Regions from separate parts of the Homo sapiens genome. Here region 2 is linked to region 1. The links are chromatin loops, found by intact Hi-C in ENCODE. Cell type or tissue: heart right ventricle. All regions are shown on one strand. Each heading gives the region's core, and the rest is flanking DNA. Links, peaks and the distances in the headings are about the cores only.

Evidence for each region. A loop is a pair of places that touch in the nucleus more often than their neighbours do. Peaks named below come from ENCODE experiments on the same cell type or tissue, not always from the same donor. Only the 100,000 strongest peaks of a DNase experiment are listed, where the experiment ranks them.
Region 2: a loop joins it to region 1, with 4 times the contacts of the local background. A loop is called at or near these places in 2 of 110 quality-filtered maps.

The regions. Positions count from the first base shown.
Region 1 is chr15:68,515,775-68,518,695 of GRCh38, reverse strand. It overlaps a transcript of CORO2B not described here. Among named protein-coding and RNA genes, the nearest start is that of CORO2B, 62 kb to the left of the region's middle. RefSeq lists an enhancer at 1-112. In heart right ventricle, for the core only: a CTCF peak has its summit at 1,157 (motif pointing right); no DNase peak of the experiment used is centred there; H3K27ac peaks cover 1,843 bases.
Region 2 is chr15:68,453,423-68,456,343 of GRCh38, reverse strand. No RefSeq gene overlaps it. Among named protein-coding and RNA genes, the nearest start is that of ITGA11, 23 kb to the right of the region's middle. In heart right ventricle, for the core only: no CTCF peak of the experiment used is centred there; no DNase peak of the experiment used is centred there.

The DNA.
Region 1 (2,921 bases), core at 212-2,711:
GTAGAGATCAGCCCGAAGCCTGTTTCTCCAGTCACAGCCAAAGCTATGCCCAGAAGGCCCCAAGTCTGGCAGCAAGGGTGCAGTGCTGCTGACTGGACTCACCTTGGAAGGCAGAAACGGGATGCTGCTTCCCAGGGAGCAAGGGGGAAAAGAGCCAAAGGGAGGAGGAGAGAAGAGAGTAGGGAGAAGGTAGAAGGGCTGAAAATGGAAATGGGCAGGGAACAGAAAATGGGGTGGGAGTGGGCAAGACAGAAGGCAGGGAATGAGGACAGGGGAGGGAAGAAGAAAGGAGAGGGAAGCAGGAAAGGAAGAGCTCGGTCCTCATCGCTGCCACCCACGCCTTTCATGTGCTGCCTCAAGACGATTTGCATTTTACCAGGGATGGTGCCTGGAATCCTACAGCATAAAGCACTCATGATGGTATTTCAGGCACAGGGCTCTCAGATGCAGGAGCCTGCCCTCAATCCACATCTTGGAGGCCTTGGAAAGCTTTCCTGCCTAGGCTTAGGATTCGCTCCAGGAAGCCAGAGCCTATCCACTGGCAGCTGAGAGCTAGAAATGGGAGAAGCTTTTCTTGTGTGTTTTCAAAAGGCTTTGCTCTTTCAAAACAACTTTTCAACGAGGACCTTGAAAACCAGAATTACTCTCAAAGGATAAAACTACCTTCCCCCAGCCCTGTGTTCCAGATTGCAAAAACTTCTCTTGCCCTGGGATTTTGGGCTCAGACCCTTCCCTGGCCTTATGAGGGTACATGCAGTTTGAGGAATATCCTTTCACAGTCAGGACAACCAGATTAATAATAAATCACCATCAGGCATGTATGGTTTGGCTCGGAGGCCGTTCTGGGAATGGGGATTCAAGGCAAAAGAATCTGGCCTAATGGTTTTTCCAATGGTCCCAGTCCTGTGTTTTCACAATTCTGGCCTTCAGAGACCCCCATTTGCTCCTCACCTCTCCAGGCCTTTAGCGACCATCCTCCTCTCCCTGGGCCCTCAGACTCTAGGACTTAAGCTGGTCTGTGGCCTGAGAGACTGGATGGAGGAGGCTGTCCCTTTTGTCTGGAGGAGGAGCAGTAAGCACTGCCCAGCTGCAGAACACAGCACTCCAGCCGGGCCACCAGGCGGCAAGGCGAAGGTGGATTTCCAAGTGGAAGGCAGTGAGAACTGTTGGAATCCACCTCCAGAGTCACGGAATTTTTTTTTAAATGTCCTTTTCAAACACATACTTTGAAAAAATATTTAAAGGCAGGGGAAATTAATTAGGGCCCTTTGTGCTGGAATCGCCTTCCACAGCATTCCTTCAGCAAGAGAAGTAAAAATAGAACCTGTGAGAGTTTGAAAATGCACTGCTCACAAAGATCATATTTAAGAGGCCAGCTAGGCATGACTATTCAAATAGGAAGAATGGAGCTAATTATTTCCATCACTGCAGGGGGGAAACAGTGGCCGTCTTCTTGGGGTCGTCGGAAACAGCCTGAAAACTGGAAAAACCCGCAGGAGGCTGGGAGGAGAAGCCTTTCCAAGGGACAGACCCTGCTTGTGCCCCTTAGAATAATCATCACTTTTGTCCTAACTTTGTTACTGATAAAGAGTGAGGAAATCAGGAAAAATGAGTGGAGAAAAGGAAAGCATTTGGAGGATATCAAAAGTCCCTCCTATTTATGCAACAACTTGACTTTTTTTTTTTTTTTTTACACATTTTCCCATTCATTTGCTCCTCAACTAACCCCAGGAAGTAGGCTTGGTAGGCATTTTCATTTTCCACAAAAGAGAATGCTTGATGAGCCCAAAGTTACACAAAGATGTCACTGGCAGGCTAGGTAAGGCCCAGAAGTCAGGTGGTCTGACTCCTACCTGGCAAAGTTTCAGTGTGACATGGTGCCGTGAGTGTGGGCTTCAGAGTCAGGAAAGTCTGAGATGAGGTCTGGGATCAGCCACTTACTGGCAAGTCACTCCCGCTCTCAGCCTTGGTTTCCACATCTGTAATATTTTTCCTGGGACCTTAGGACCTAAATAGGTTCCCTTTTAAGGGCTGTCATGAAGATGAAGTGAAATGATTTGTCTAAATAACTCAGCACAGTGCATGGCCAATAAAAAGCACTCAGTCAGCTGTTGTTACCATTGTTATCATTGTGCTGTGTGATGAGAACAACAGGAGAACATTCTGGAGAAGGGAAGGATAAAGCAGCCATCAGAAACACTCCACTCAGAGGCATCCAGTGTCACAGCACAAGTCCTAAAGCAGGAGTCATGCGACCTTGGGTAAATCATACAGTCTTTAAGACTCCATATTCTCATCTGTAAAATGGGCATCGTGATATCTTCTATGACTGGGGCAAGGCCATGTGTTCCCCATACCATTTCTGCTTCCTGGGTTCACAGTAGAAATGACATTTTCCAACTCCCTTGTAAGATCAAGAGCCCTGCAATGATCACCTTTTGTAGTCATTGTCATCATCATCAACATCATCACCATCCCCCACTCTGTAATAGCACTTTACAGTTTTCACAGTAAATTTCAACATTTTATCCCATTTCATTCTTACAGAAATTCTGATTCCTATTTTATAAACAAGAAAACTAAGTTTGAAGAGAGCAAATGACTTTGCCCACTCTATGGAGGGAGAAGCAGGACTCGAACACAGAACCCTTGCCTCCACATAGCAGTGCCCCTGGGTAGCACCCTGGGGCACCTTCAGACTTGCCCTAAACAGACACATTTTCCTCCGTGGCCTCTCCTCCCTTCCTAGGTTAGCCCCCCGGCCAGCCTCTAGGGAGGTAGGTGGGAGCAGGGGATGTCTAGCTCTGGATGAGCTGGGCAGGGCTGACTCCCAGCAGGGCTACCTTGCTGTGTTGGAAGCAGAGTGATAGGCAGCCCCAGAGCTCTAAGTAGAGCCCGTATGAGAGGCAGTGCCAAGGTTT
Region 2 (2,921 bases), core at 132-2,631, 62 kb after region 1:
ATATGCATTGTGAAATGATTACTGCAATCAGGCTAACATATCCATCCCCCGACATAGTCACAGTTTTTGAGTGTGTGTGTGTGATAAGAATATTTAACATCAAATTTCTTAGCAAATTTCAAGTGTATAGTATAGTATTATTAATACTAACTATAGTCACCATGCTGTGCTAGTGATCTTCAGAATTTATTCATCCAGCATAAGTGAACCTTTGTACTTTTTGACAAACACTTCCCATTTCCTTCACCTCCTAGCCACTGGCAGCCACTGTTCTATTCTCTGCATGTACGAGTTTGACTTTTTTAGATTTCACCTATGAAATCATTCAGTATTTGTTTTTCTGTTCTGGCTAATTTCACTTAGCATAATGTCCTCCAGGCTCATCCATGTTGTTGCAAATGGCAGGATTTCCTTCTTTTCTAAGACTGAATAATTCCATTTCACATACACACACACACACATACACATACATACACACACACACACACACACACACAGAGTACATTTTCTTCACCCATTTGTCCATTGATAGACACAGGTTGTGACTATTTTGAATAATGCTGTCATGAACATGAGGGTGCAGATAACTCTTCAAGGTATTTAATTCATTTTCTTTGGATATATACCCAGAAGTGGGATTGATGGATCATACTGTAGTTATATTTTTAATTGTTTGCAGAACTTTCATACTGAGTGGCTGTACCAATTTACATTCCCACCAACAGTGTACAAGTACTCCCTTTTCTCCACATCTTCACCAACACTTGTTATCTCTTGTCTTTTTGATAACAGCCATTCTAACAGGTATGTCTCTGTGGTTTTGATTTGGATCCCTCTGATGATTAGTAATGTTGAGCACCTCTCCATATACGTGTTGGCTGTATGTATCTTCTTCTTTTGAGAAGTGTCTACTCAGGTCCTTAGCCCATGTTTTAATGTTTTTTGTTGTTGTTGTGGTTGTTATTGAGTTGTTTGAGTTCCTTACATATTTTGGATATGAACCCCTTATCAGATATATAGTTAGCAGATATTTTCTCCCATTCCATAGATTGCCTTTTCACTCTGTTGATTGTCTCTTTTGCTGTGCAGAAGATTTTTAGTTTGATACAATCTCACTTGTCTATTTCTGTTTTTGTTGTCTATGCTTTTGTTGTCATGTTCCAAAAAAGTATTGCCCAGACCAATGTCAAGAAGCTTTTCCCCTGTGTTTTCTTTTAGTAATTTAATAGTTTCAAGTCTTACATTTAAGTCTTTAATCTGTTTTGAGTTGATTTTGGTATATAGTATGAGAAAGATTCAATTTCATTTTTCTGCATATGGATTGCCAGTTTTCTCATCACCGTTTATGGAAAGAGACTATCCTTTCCTCACTGTCTGTTCTTGACACCCTTGTTAAAGATCAGGTGACTGTAGATACAAGGTTATTTTTGGTTTCTTTATCTTTTTGGATTATATGTCTGTTTTTATGCCAGTACAATATAGCTTCAATTACTGTAGCTTTATAATATAGCTTGAATTTGGCAGTGTGACGCCTCCAGCTTTGTTTTGGCTATTCAGGGTCTTTTGTGATTGCATATGAATTTTAGTTTTTTTTTTTCTGTGTCTGTAAAGAATACCACTGAGATTTTGATAGTGGTTGCATTGAATGTACACCACTTTGGGTAGTTTGGACATTTAAACAATATTAATTCTTCCAGTCCAAGAACACAGAATGTCTCTCCATTTATCTGTGTCTTCTTTAATTTCCTTCATCAATGTTTTATAAATTTCAGTGTACAAGTCTTTCACCTCATTTGTTAGGTCTAACTAAAAATCCCTAAGCATTTTATTCTTTTTGTGGCTCTTGTTAATGAGATTGCTTTCCTAATTTTCTTTTCAGAGAGTTTATTGCTTGTATAGAAACACAACTGATTTTTGTATGTTGATTTGGTGTCCTGCAACTTTACTGAATTTGTTTATTAGTTCTAACAGATTTGTTGTTGTTGTCGTTCTTGAGTCTTCAGGATTTTCTACATATAAGATCATGTCATCTGCAAACGAGATAATTTTACTTTTTTTCTCATTCAGATTTGATTTCTTGTTATTTATTCTTCTTGTCTCATTGCTCTTGTCTCATTGCTCCAGTACTATGTTTAGTAGAAATGGTGAGAATGGGCATTCTTACCTTGTAACAGATTTTGGAGGGAAAGCATTCAGTTTTCCCCCATGGTTTATAACGTTAGCTGTGGGCATTTGCTCTATGGCCTTTATTGTGAGGCAAATGGCCTTCTGTACTTATTTTGTTGAGAACTTTAATCATGCATCGATGTTGAATTTTGTCAAATGCTTTTTCTGCGTCTACTGAGATGATCATATATTTTTTCTTTAATTTTGTTAATGTGGTATATCACATTGATTCATTTGCATATGCTGAACTATCCATGCATCCCAAGGATAAATCCCACTTGTTCATGGTGTATAATCCTTTTAACGTGCTTTTAAATTCAGCTCATTGGTATTTTAGTGAGGATTTTGCATCTGTGTTCATCAGGTATATTGACCTGTAGTTCTCCTTTCTTGTGGTATCATTGTCTGGCTTTGGAATTGGGTTAATGCTAAACTCATAAATGAGTTTGGAAGTATTCTGTCTTCTATTTTTGGAGGAGTTTAAGAAGAACTGGTATTAATTCTTTGAATGTTTGGTAAAATTTACATGTGAAGCCATCTAGTCCTGGACCTTTCTTTATTGGGAGGTTTTTGATCACTGATTTAATCTTTTTCTTTGTTATGGGTCTGTTCAGGCTTTCTGTTTCTTGTTGATTCAGTTTTGGCAGGTTGTACGTTTTTAGGAATTTATCCATTTCTTCTAGATTATGCAATTTGTTGGTGTGTATTTGTTCATAACATTCCCTTATAATCTTTTTTACTTCTTAGATATCTAT